Regions from separate parts of the Mus musculus genome. Here region 2 is linked to region 1. Evidence: chromatin contacts called from ENCODE Hi-C or POLR2A ChIA-PET data. All regions are on one chromosome and are shown on one strand. Each heading gives the region's core, a stretch centred on a gene start or an enhancer-like site at or near the end of the contact. The rest is flanking DNA. Distances are from core to core; before and after follow the strand shown. Region 1 holds the start of Mllt6 (myeloid/lymphoid or mixed-lineage leukemia; translocated to, 6). Region 2 holds the start of Psmb3 (proteasome (prosome, macropain) subunit, beta type 3).

The links. A loop is a pair of places that touch in the nucleus more often than their neighbours do. ChIA-PET counts read pairs that join two places held with the same protein, here RNA polymerase II (POLR2A).
Region 2: POLR2A ChIA-PET joins it to region 1 with 86 read pairs in Patski. The contact joins the promoter of Psmb3 here to the promoter of Mllt6 in region 1. A Hi-C loop is called at or near these places in 14 of 37 maps with a recorded cell type or tissue (T-helper 1 cell, T-helper 17 cell, gastrocnemius and 3 more). POLR2A ChIA-PET finds 5 or more read pairs at or near these places in 5 of 5 experiments (Patski and embryonic stem cell).

Annotation. Positions count from the first base shown.
Region 1 is chr11:97,660,548-97,666,913 of GRCm38, forward strand. It overlaps Mllt6 (myeloid/lymphoid or mixed-lineage leukemia; translocated to, 6), which reads left to right and starts at 2,865. Exons shown (of 20, transcript NM_139311.2): 1 at 2,865-3,133; 2 at 4,408-4,487; 3 at 4,939-4,993; 4 at 5,183-5,292; 5 at 6,243-6,346. The coding sequence starts at 3,025.
Region 2 is chr11:97,701,285-97,707,168 of GRCm38, forward strand. It overlaps Psmb3 (proteasome (prosome, macropain) subunit, beta type 3), which reads left to right and starts at 2,150. Exons shown (of 6, transcript NM_011971.4): 1 at 2,150-2,206; 2 at 2,504-2,688; 3 at 5,514-5,621. The coding sequence starts at 2,204. n-TNgtt8 (a tRNA gene) reads right to left here and starts at 1,238; the gene lies at 1,165-1,238. It also overlaps a transcript of Pcgf2 not described here.

The DNA of each region.
Region 1 (6,366 bases), core at 1,615-4,114:
GCGTCGTTGGTGGCTAAAGAGAGGAGCAGCAGGGATTGAGCGCCTACTGTGTGTGTTAGGTCTTTCCGTAGGTGTTCTAGGTCCACACCGCAGGGTAACTCCTCACTTAAGGGAGGGACCTGCGGAGCCCAACCAAGAGTTGAAAGCTGTACGGCCAGAATATGCGTGACACCTCAAATCAGTGATAAGTCATGCTACGGAGAGCACTATAAACTTCAACCACTTGTTGGTTGAGACCCGCTCCTTGTTTTCTGGGCATATGCGCGAAGTGGATGCTCAAGAAAAGATTGGAAGCAGGCGAATGAGCCTGACAGCTCAGCCACCGGTACCCACTGCTAATCCAGCCTGGTCTCCAGAGGGTTCCCCAGGATTAGAGGGAGAGCCCTTGCAATAGAACGTTGGAGAAGAGGCGGCAGCTCACTTCTTCACAAGCTGGAGACACTGTAGCAGAGCCTTAGAAGAAGGCAAGACTTTGTTTAAATCTTGCCTCTGTAGCTTTCAAGCTGTGTGCCTTTGAGCAAGTCATCTACCCCATGGCAACCCCAATCACTCCAGCCAGAAAATGGAGGACGTTTCCACCCTTTTTAAATGACCTTAAGGGAGAGTTAGGTCAAATTCACCGAATTAAACCAATTTAGTGAAACGTGCACCAGCCGTCCGTCCCAAAAGCTTTGGGTACATGTTGGACACGGGCTTGACTTAAAACAGGCTTTCTGTTCCGAAGCCACCAATTCTTGGGCACAGGGACCAAGGGGTTGTGACCCTCGTCCAAGGGAACCCCAAACTGGCCACTTTGACAATAAGGGTTTCAGATGCAAATACTCCCCAACATTGTGAAACTGCCACAGAGTTAGTTAGGACAGACATTTCCACGGCTTTCTTGTAGTTTTACTCTTGGTGGTAAAAGTCATTCGTTAGAAACTCCCAAGTAAGGTTCCTCTTCTGAGTATTAACTTTTCGTATGAGCACACTTCACAGAATAAAAAATCGTCATAGCCGAGATCCCGGCCTTCGACCTGTCCTGATTCAGAAGTCGTAAAACAGACTACCGCAAGTTTACTTTTCTAGACACAGTGTCTTCGTTCCCTCAGCCTCCGTGATTCCCAGGGTCCAAACTGAGCAGATTTGAGGGCTCCAGCCCAGAACTCAGCTTCACAGACCTCCCCAAACTCCCGCCTCGCCAGGATTAAGGGAGTAAATCCCTGACGCCACAGACCAGGTCAAGGACAAGTTCTCCCCCTCCTTGCTTCCCCCCTCCTGGGCGGGGACTCATCTCCCCCCCCTTCCGGGATGAAAGGTACTAAAGAAACGCGGAGGCTCTGGCCCCTTGATGTTCCGGTTGAACAGGTGCTAGTGAAAAGGAGGCGGGCCCGGCGGAAGAGTCGGCCAGGGGGGCAGTGCGCCGAAGGGGGAGCGGCCCCCTCCACCCTCAATCCCCCAGCCCGCCATCTCCTCTCCGAGCCCTCTGCCCCTCCCCCCCAGGAAGCGTTCCCGGCCTAGAGGTCTTTGAAGTGTGGATGAAGCCCCCAGGGCTGCCTTCTCCCCTCTGCCACCCAACCTCCCGCTGAGGGGGTATTTGACCTTTGGTCCCTGTGGGGGCGCCGTCTTTCCCCTTGCAAAGAAAAAAGGGGAATCAGATCTCGTCTTTGGGCTTATACCAGTCTGGGGGAAGTCTTGGGTCGCTTTCCATCAAACCCTAGACCCAATTTCGGGGACTTTAATCCTTCGTGGTGCGTTTTTGTACGCTACTGTGATTCTATACCTGCCCAGAAGTCAAGGCGTGATTCTGTTGGCAAGCACTTCCGAGGCAGCTTTACTCACTTTAAAACGCAAGGCACGCCCTGAGGCTAGGGGTGGAGTTACGACTTAGAACAGAGATCTTGAATTAAGGTGGGGTACCTCATTGTACCCCTAAGGTGCCTAGAGACCTTGACATTGAAGACTTCAAAGGGAAGTTCCTGGAGGGCAGGAATACCTCTACTCTGGCGCGCAGCCGACTCTAGCATTCAACAAATTTTTGTGCGGGGCGTGGTGGTGCACGCCTTTACTCTAGCACTTTGGTGGCAGAGGCAGAATTGGGAGTTCAAGGTCATCCTTCACTAAGTGGTGAGTTCGAGGCTAACCGGAGCTACTGGTGATCCTGTCTCAAACTAACAAAAAAGATTTGTAAAGTAAGTAAAAGTTTACACGTGGCATTGTCTACCCTCCAGAGTGACCTCCAGGGACAGCACCCATGAGCTGCCATCCAGAGACACCATTCCCATTCCAAGAACAAGCACGGGTAAATGGTTTAACATCGCTCCAGTTCTTTTTAAGAGCCCTGGTTTTTTTCATCTTCCCTAGATTTCCCTAGGGTTGAAGAACACCCAGAGAAGGGGGATGGGAGACCGGAGACCCAAAGTGTGACACGGAGGGGAGGACTCGGGAACTACCCACCTAGAGTCATAAAGGGAAAAAGAAAAGACGGGGAAAGCTGCACTGAGCGCACGAGCGAAAAGCTCCCTACCAAGCCAGGCTTTGTTCCCTGAACCTAAGACTTTACCCGGCGGCGGGCGGGCCGGGAGCGAGCGAGCGAGCGGAGGCGCGCGGCCATGGCTGCCGCGGCCGGGCAGGGGGGCCGGGGGGGCGGCGCGTGAGCGGGCGGCGCGGGGCGGGCGGGCGCCCGCGATGTGCCACTCGGCGCCTCCCCCGCCGGGCCCTGCTTGCACCGCGGCCGGGCGGCTCTGGTAGCCGGCGAGCGGCGCGGAAGGGGAGCGCGGCGCGCGAGTCTCATTGTTGGGGGGGGGGGGCCCGTCGGGGCATGAGGGCGAGAGCACGGCGGGGGGGGCGGCCAGACAGAGCGAGCGAGGAGGAGGAGGAGGACGCCGAGGAGGAGGAAGGAGGAGGCAAAGAAAAGAAGCGGCGGCGGCGGCGGCGGAGGAGGGGGCGAGGAGGCGCGCGGCCCCCGCTCCCTCCCTCCCCCCCTGACCCCCGACCCCCGCCGGCCGGCCCCCAGCCCCAGCCCCGGAGGGAGCTCATGGGAGTATGAAGGAGATGGTAGGAGGCTGCTGCGTATGTTCGGACGAGAGGGGCTGGGCCGAAAACCCGCTGGTCTACTGCGATGGGCACGCGTGCAGCGTGGCCGTCCACCAAGGTAAGGGGAGGGGGGAGACGGCCGGCGGGGGGGGGGGAGCTGCGGGACCCCGGGGCGGCGCGCGCACGGGGTGCCCTCGGCCGCGCCCTCCGGAGCCCTCCTGGGGCGCCTGCCCCTCCCCCACCCACCTGAAGCGAAAGGCGGCGTGGGCTCCCCCCCATCCCCAGCCTGGTCCTCCAGGACCGGGTCAGGCATTGTTTTCTTGCCTATTGTTCAGTCCCGCGCCCCCCACCCCAAGTTGAAGGAGTTTTGGGGAGAGTCCAGGGCGCAAGGAGTGAACTCCCTGAGCCCCGCACCGCCGGTGTCAGGGCTGTCCCGGGAATGTTTACCTGCGAGGTAACCCCCCCTCCCGCCCGGTTTATTTTGGTTCCCGCTCCGGGAGGAAGAGGTCAAGGGGGGGTCATCCCCCTTCGCTTCCGGATACTGGGAGGAGCGGAATTGGGAAGGGAGGAGAAGGGTCCCACGGGAGAAGGGATCCTGAAACCCTCCGGGGAAGAGCTGAGGCTGGGAGAGCGGTTTTACAGGGGGCCGGAATGGAGGAGAGAGAGGTTTGGAGTTTCCCCCTGCCGCCGCACATGGTTCGGGAGTTAACTCCTTAAGGAATCTTGCCGAGGGCGCAGGCTGGCATCTCCGCCTGTCTGGCACAGGCAACCACCACCACCCCCCTTCCCAAGACAACCCTTAATGCTGTGGCTGCGGGCCTTTCCCGCCACTCTCCTCTGGGTACCTGCCCCGCACCTGCCCTCTGTTTTCACTTTTGACCTGTACGTGTGACAGAGGCAGAAGATGAGGTCCTTGAACCCCCGACTTCCTTGGCTTATCCCTTACTGGCCCTTTAAGAAGCACCCCCCCTCCCCTCATAACAACAAAACGTGTTACAATCATGACTATTTCTTGTTCTGGTGCCTAGGGGACTGGTCAGGGCAGAGGCGGCGGGGGGGGGGGGGGGGGAGGGGGAGGAATTCAGGTCCAGAAAAAAGGGAGAGGGGTGGGATGAGAATGGAGGATCTTTGGAAGTTTAAGGTCAAGGACTCTGTCAGACTTTTTGCCCCTGTTTGAAATGCTTGGTTGTGTGATTGAAGGCTGGCTCTATGCGGTTGGACATTTCTTGTAGTCCTGTTCCATTGAGTGATCCCGGGTCTGGGGAGCAGCCCCACCTACTGGGCTGGCTTTAGTAGGCTGGGTCTCTTCCCTGCCTGCCCCCAGTTACTCTGTGGGGGGGGGAACCATTGGCTGATGGCTTTGCTCAGTGAGTCTCCTTCCCCCACCCTTAGCTTGCTATGGCATCGTCCAGGTGCCAACAGGACCCTGGTTCTGCAGGAAATGTGAATCTCAGGAGCGTGCAGCCAGGGTGGTGAGTCCAGCCCCTCTCCCTTTCCTCTCCCCTACACCTGAGCATCTCCTGCAGGTTAATAGGGTACCCTGAGGCTGGGGCAGGACTAAGCTCTGTCACTCAGGATTTCCTGTTTGCTGCTGCCTATCACCAGCCCCATCTCTCCCTCAGCTCTGCACTCAGCTCTGCCCCGCCTCACCTCCGGCTTGGGGGCTTTGATTTTTTTGGGGGGGGTGTCTATGTGCTGCTTTGTAACTTTTTACTATGAAAGGTTTTCAAGGCTATGGAAGTTGAGGGGCCGCTGTAGTGACCAGCAGGTTCTCCTTATTCAGCCTTCAGCAGTTAGGAGCCTCTTTGCTCTACAGCCTCAGCCCCCACCCAGATCTTATGTTATCTTCGGGCCTTTTGGATGAGTTCAGGGAGGGCCCAGCTCAGCAGATCCCCCCAATCCCTGTGCTCCTTGCATTGGCAGAGGTGTGAGCTGTGCCCGCACAAAGATGGGGCATTGAAGAGGACTGACAATGGAGGTGAGGGGAACCCTGAACGCCTGCTGAGGTCAGCCAGGCCCCCCAGCAGGTGTGGGGTGGAGGCTGGCTTTCCCTGCTCCTGTTGGTACAGGAAGGTTGTAGACGCAGGGGACAGTCTACAGCTTGGTGTTGGGAGGCGTGGGGTCTTGTGTTGCCGTCCTGCTGAGGCCAGTCCCCACACTGCCCCAGGCTGGGCCCATGTGGTGTGCGCCCTCTACATCCCGGAGGTGCAGTTCGCCAACGTGCTCACGATGGAGCCCATCGTTCTGCAGTACGTGCCTCATGATCGCTTCAACAAGGTTAGCGGCCCTCACTCCTCCCTTTCCTGGTAGCAATCCTGGGTGCCACCGTTGCGCTCCGAGCTCCCTCGGTAGCACAGCCAGAGGGTTGCTCATAGGTCACATTTTATTAAGTTTATAACACATGACAGGCACAGTACAGCAGGTACCTAGTGCTTGCCGTTAATCAAGACAGAAGTGTAAACAGGCTTTGAGATAGAGGATACCCTGTGAGGCTTGCTTGGGTATCTGGTGGTCATGGAAGGAGACATTTAGGTTGGGATCTGGGGCATGAGAAAGAACCGACTTTGTGGAAGGCTGGCCAGTCCCAGGTTCTATGAAAAAGACACAGTGTGTCTGTATGTAGTCCAGCAAGTGGGACAGTAGGTACATCGGGGCCTCTCAAACTTTACCAAGGATTGCACTGTCTAACGCAGTGGCTGACTGCCTGTGAATGTGGAAATTAAATTGAATACTCGGGCTGCAGAGATGGCTTGGTGGTTAAGAGCACTTGCTGCTCTAGCAGAGAATCCAGGTTTGGTTCCTGGCGCCCTCATGACAGCTCAAAACCATGTTTACATCCAATTCCAGGGAATCAGTCTGGTGCCCTCTTCTGGCCATTAAGGGCACCAGATATCCACTGTGATATACGTATATATGTACGTGTATACATACGTATGGCCAAGTACACATCTAAGATAAGAAGAGATAAACCTTTAAATTGAATACTTAGACCTCATTTTCTCAGCCTCATCAAGCTGCATTTCAAGTGCTTGGTGGTCCTGTGACATTGCGTTTACTGGCTTAGATTGTATAGGTTAGAGAACCTTTCCGTCCCTGTAGAAAATTCTACTGGACAGTACTGATCTGGATGGTGGGGGTCAGGGTGGCATTGAGGACAGGCCAAAGGATCCCTCAGCAGGAGAGGTAGGGTTCCCTGGAGGAGGGGTCAATTGTGCTGTGCCCCACAGACCTGTTACATCTGTGAGGAACAGGGCCGGGAGAGCAAAGCTGCCTCGGGAGCCTGCATGACCTGTAACCGCCACGGATGCCGACAAGCTTTCCATGTCACCTGGTGAGATCTCAGAGCCCGGC
Region 2 (5,884 bases), core at 900-3,399, 40 kb after region 1:
AGGAAACCGCTGGAGAGTAGGGACACACTGAAGACCCACCACCCACTAAGACTCCAATAAATCATCTATGCTGGGATATTGCTAATCCCTGTGGTTCATCGGGAGAGCCGCTGACTTAACTGTCCCAACATCGAAAGTTCTCTGTGCCAACGGCAAGTACTGTTTTAGGCACAGTAGGTAAGCTGGGCTTTGACACCGAGCAGGGCCAGCGAGGGCAATAAGCTGGAAAAGTCCCTTCTCCATGTTTGAAGCGCCAGGTGATCTGCAAACATAGAAGAGGGAGTCCACAAGAGACTTCCTTTGAGCCAAATGTCTAGAGAACGGATGGAAAGAGTCCCTTGCACATCTTCCTCCTGCCCACCTTCTCCAGTGTGCTCAGCGAACATGAAGAGCGCTTATTTTCCACCAAGTCTGTAGCTTACCCTGTCCTCTAGTTGATTGCCACACGTAGTGAGCAGTCAGAAATCAGAGGTTCCCAGAGAACAGGAACCCAGAACATCAAGGCAAGGACCAACGGGCATCTGTTGCCATCGGAAACAAGAGCAAGGAGAAAATCCCTTTTAAATGGTGGCACTAGTTAGAGAGAGTCGTTCCTTCTTGCTTTTGTGTAGCTTTACTTCTGTGTCCCTTACACCTCTCCCTCTTGCAAACGATGCCCTTTGTTGATCTCTGTATTTATTTCCCCATCTTCCGCACTGTCTACTTAGGCCCCCTCATGGTATGCCTTTCTCTGTAGATCACAGCTAGGTTCTTCCTCCTTCCACTCTTTTATCCCTCACTTTGTTCCTGTGGTTTTTTTCCTGACTGTTTCCATCCACCGGGACAGATTTCCTCTTTCAAGTTGCTATCGTCCACTGATGCAGACAATGGGAAGCTGTCCAACCTCCGCAGCAAAATTTATTCTTAATCCAAGGAAAATTGCATTGTTAAACATGGCAGTGAGACAGAAACTTGGCTTTGCCTTTCTGTCATCCTGATTGGGAGAAAGAATAGTGAGAGGTGGTGAGGAGACGTTAGGGATAGATCCATTCACTGACCATAGACGGATTTCTAAATACAGTGACCATCTGGGTTGGTGTATCACAATTATTGCTTCTGGTACCTCGGTACCGAATGTGGCTTTGGAGCATTTGCGATTTAAAAAAAAAAAAAAAAGGCCGAGACCGTCCCTGGGTGGGCTCGAACCACCAACCTTTCGGTTAACAGCCGAACGCGCTAACCGATTGCGCCACAGAGACGGTGACAGTTGTTTGTGAGGCAGAGAGCCGAGTCAATAGTACTGAGCCGATATGGCGCAAGACCAGTCACGACGCAAGCAGTTACAGTAGCTTAGAAACCCAGCGGAACAAAATCTGATCTCGAAGAACAGCGAATCGAGGCTGTGGCGGAGGGAACAGTGGTTGTGCAAGGGAAGGGAAAGCAAGGGATGCACACGTCCCACCTGGGCTGCCCTGGAGCCGTTGGCCCAGGCTATCCTCGGTCAGTGTCTAGGATGTGGCACAGAACGTTCCTTTGTAGAGTGAACAGAGACTTAGGGCTACGTCTGTCGGCCAGCAGGGATTGGGAGTGAGAGACTCCAAACGCTGAACAACCTGTAGCTCACTCCCGTAAAACAAAACAAAAGCTCCATTCTGGAACTAAACCCTCCTAGCACGAACCCTCGGCACGATCTTCCCATTCTGCAAAGAATGGGCGCCTTCGGTATACTCGGTGCCGATAGGTTAATTGGCGCCTGCAAAAATCCCGGTGAACAGTAAGGATTTGTGAATGAACACTGGAAGTCGGGTAGCTTGAGTAAAATGCCTAACTCCTGCAGCACCACGGTAAGCGCCAGCTTACCTACTCTGCTTACAGCACCAGCCCCACAAGGCCTGTCCCAAGCCCACGTGTTGCAAACTCCGCCCCTAAACGGGATGGCCCGAACTCCAGGTCCGCCAAGATCCCAACATGCCCCGGACCGTAGGCTCTTCCGCACTCACAGTGACTTTTCACTTTCCGCTTTCCATACCTCCGTTTTGGTGTCTCAACCAAACTATGCATATTTGTGACTGACGGCATGAGTGTCCAATAGAAAGCTGAACTAGTCAATCCGAGTCGGCCCGCCAGCCAATGGGGAGGATTCGGCAAGAGCGTTGACCCTGAGAAAGCCAGAGCCGGTTTGCAGGCAACGCTGTGGGGATCGGGCTTCCACTCCAGCGCAATCATGGTGAGATCGGGGAGTAAGGAAAGGAGTCTGGGATGGGAACTGAAAGCAAGGACGAGTAGTGCTTGGGTTCGGGACGGGGAGAGCCTGGTGGTCAGTAGAATGCACATGGGAGTACCGTGCAGATGAGTGCGGTTCCTGGGTGCCCCACCGGGCCCATCTCAGGGCTGGAGCTCCTGGCGTCCTGGCTCCTCCGGAGTGGAGGGCACGGGTATATGAGCTTTGGGGACCAGAACTGATGTGAAGGTTATGGTCCCACTTAGCTCCACGAACTGAGCCCCTTGATTTGTTTGTCCCCAGTCTATTATGTCCTATAATGGAGGGGCCGTCATGGCCATGAAGGGAAAGAACTGTGTGGCCATCGCTGCAGACAGACGTTTCGGGATCCAGGCCCAGATGGTGACCACGGACTTCCAGAAGATCTTTCCCATGGGTGACAGGCTCTACATAGGCCTGGCCGGCCTGGCCACTGACGTCCAGACAGTGTAAGTGTCTCCAGCCCCACCTTCACCCAGGTTTCTTCGTTGAGCAGCCCGATATCAGCCATCTGCCAAAAGCCACGATTGAGTGTGAGACTCAGCTGAACACCACAGCGTTACGGAGATGGGTCCTAACCTATGTTTTTCTGGCATTACCTTGTGCTCTGCTCTTTGTGAAGAAGCATTTTTGTTAGGGAGTCCCTTAATCACCGTCTTAATATTACTGGCGAGCCGTCTCATTCTGCAATTGAAAAAAAAATTGAGACCTTCCTTCAAGATGCACAGTAATGAACGTCAGCCAGAATCCTACTGTAGGTCTTTCTAAAGACCGTGGGCACTCGCTAAACCAGTAGGCGGCTGGCAAAGCAGACATACCGAACGATAACTAACCATGATGAGCTGTTGGGTTTTAACTGCCCACTTTACTTACCTAGTTGACAGTGCTTATGTGATTTGAGTGATGGGAGGGTCTGAGAGGGGAAACGGGTTGTCTGTGATGGCCCCAGTGTGCTGGTTCTGATCGCTGTGGTTGGTGGTGGGAACTTTAAAAACACAATTCATTGATTATTATTTTACGTGTATGTGTGTCTGTGCACCACATGTGTGCAGTGACTGCAGAGGCTAGAAGAGATTGTTGGACAACCTTCCCCCCCAGCAACCCTCATGACCCAGCTTGAATTACAGGTGGTTGTGAGCCACCATGTGGGTGCTGGGGATAGAAAGCTGGAAGAGCAGTCAGTGCTCTTCATGCCTGAGCCATCTCTCCAGCCTCTACATTTATTATTATTATTATTATCATTTTATTGTTTGTATGCCCGGGTTCCACAGCCCTGTGTGAAGGTCAGAGGACAGCTTGCAGAAGTTGGTTTTGCCTTTCCATCATGTGGTTCCAGGCATTGAGCTGCTTAGGCCTGGCGTAGGTGTTACTGCCCACTGACCCATCCCACCATCTCAAGGATGGGATGCTGTGAGTTGCTGAAGAAAGACTCATTCATTGATTCACTGAGCATCGAGGTCAAGAGTCAAGTCTTGCCCTGACCCCCAACCCTGGTACTAGAAATTGAAACCAGGATTTTGAAAGCTTAAGCACATGATATGCTATTGAGTTACATCCTCAAACCCAAGCCCTCATGTTCTGTATTGTTATTACTATTAATATCTAAAAGATTTATTTTATATGTATGGATGATTGACCACATGTCTGTCTGCGCACCAGCTTCATGTTGTGCCCCCAGGAGGCCAGAAAGGGGTGTTGGGTTTGCCCAGAACTGTAGTTGTGAGGTGCTTTGTAGGGGCTGGGAATTGAACTTGAATTTTGTGGAAGAGCAGCCAGTGCTCTTACCCATTGAGCCATCTCTCCAGTGCCTTTTTATTTTTTATTTATTTTTCTATTTTTTTTTTAATTTTTCATTTCCCACCCCTTTCCCTTCTCTCTCTTGCTTTGGCCTGGCTCGCTCCAACCATATATATTTTTTTTTTTAATTATTATTTTTTTTAATTTGTCATTACGGATGCTGCCAGGCGGTGGTGGCACAGGCCTTTAATCCCAGCACTTGGGAAGCAGAGGCAGGTGGATTTCTGAGCCAGCCTGGTCTACAAAGTGAGTTCCAGGACAGCCAGGGTTACAGAGAAACCCTGTCTTGAAAAACCAAAACAAACAAACAGAAAACAAAAAATGTGATTTAGAAATAGTGCCATTTCATATAAGAAACTGGCCCCGCTGGGCTTTGGATCTGTGGAGGATCCCGGAACTTTATGGTTACTGAGGGAACATGCGAACACACTAACATCTAGTCTAGTGCACAGCTGTGACATTTCACAAATAGTTCTTATTGTGGGCATGTTGTGACTGAAATTCGCAGTTAGGACTGGGACAGATGGTAATCTTTTTAATGTCAATTTTGAGGAGCTAAGACACACCCCTCAAAGGGGTTAGGGTTTTGAAGTTTGGAGAGGGCTTGGTGGAGTGTTGAATCTCAGGAAGCAGAGTCTAGAGGGAGAGTATGGGGGGCAGGCTGTGAGCTACACCTAGAAAACTGAACCTTTATTTGTAGTAGGGGACTAGGGAGAAGTCAGAAAAGGAGAGGAAAGGGAAGGCAATATGGCTTAGTGGGTAAAAGTGCTTGTGGCCAAGCCCGGTGACCTGAGTTCAATCCCTGGAATCCAGATGGTGAAAGGAGACTACTGACTCCCTCTACAGGTTTCCCTCTGACTGACCCATGTACGATGTGTTGCAAGCTTGTGTGCACATACTCTAAATAAAATAACAACAACCAGAAGAAGAGGTGGGGGGAGGGGGCAGAGAGGAGGGAGTGGAAGGGGAAAGGTTGTGTTAGGATTTCCCTGAGCTTGAAGCCTCAGCTGCAGCAGGTGGTAGCATCAGAGGAGACAGGAGGGAAGCTTGTCTGCCAGGGAGGGAAGCTTGCCTGTCACCCCAGGCTTGCTCAGCCACTCTGTCAGCCCTCCTTCACTATGGCCGACTGCAGAATCTTCTCACTAGGTTTGTCTGCTTACTGTGCACAGCAACTCCTGATTTATTAGACCTCGGTCTCCTTACCTATCAGAGATGAAATAAATTCACTCCCAAGACTTTGTTCCTGTGTCTTGGGAAGCCCTCTTTTGCTTAGTTGGTGTGGCGTTGGTTGGTTCTGTGCAGGGTCTATCCCAGAACCCCGAGGTGGCCTAGGGGACACAAGGTCATCCTTCCTAGGTACCTTCTCATCGGCAAGTGTGTTCCTTGGTAGGGACAGAATCGTATGTCCTGTGACTGCCACAGGTTGAAGACTGAGAGGACTTTAGCAATGACTCGGGCTATGTTCCTCCTTCCCCAGTGCCCAGCGTCTCAAGTTCCGACTGAACTTGTATGAGCTGAAAGAAGGTCGACAGATCAAGCCTTACACCCTCATGAGCATGGTGGCCAACCTCCTGTATGAGAAGCGGTGAGTGGGAATAAAGACCCGGTCCTGCGGGGCTCAGAGGCTTGGTTGACCCAGTGGTGTGGGGGATGCTGTGGGGAAGCTGTTCTATGATTCCCCACTTTCCTTTATTTCTCACCCTACTGTCCATCTGTCCCTCCCTCATTCCTGCTTGTTCTGGCTAGCCTGCAACTCCTCGCACACACCAGCCTGGCCCTGAGGTCATGGGGATGCTCTTCTGGCCTCTGCCTCACGAACACCGGCTCACAGGATCTGCCCTCCTGGTC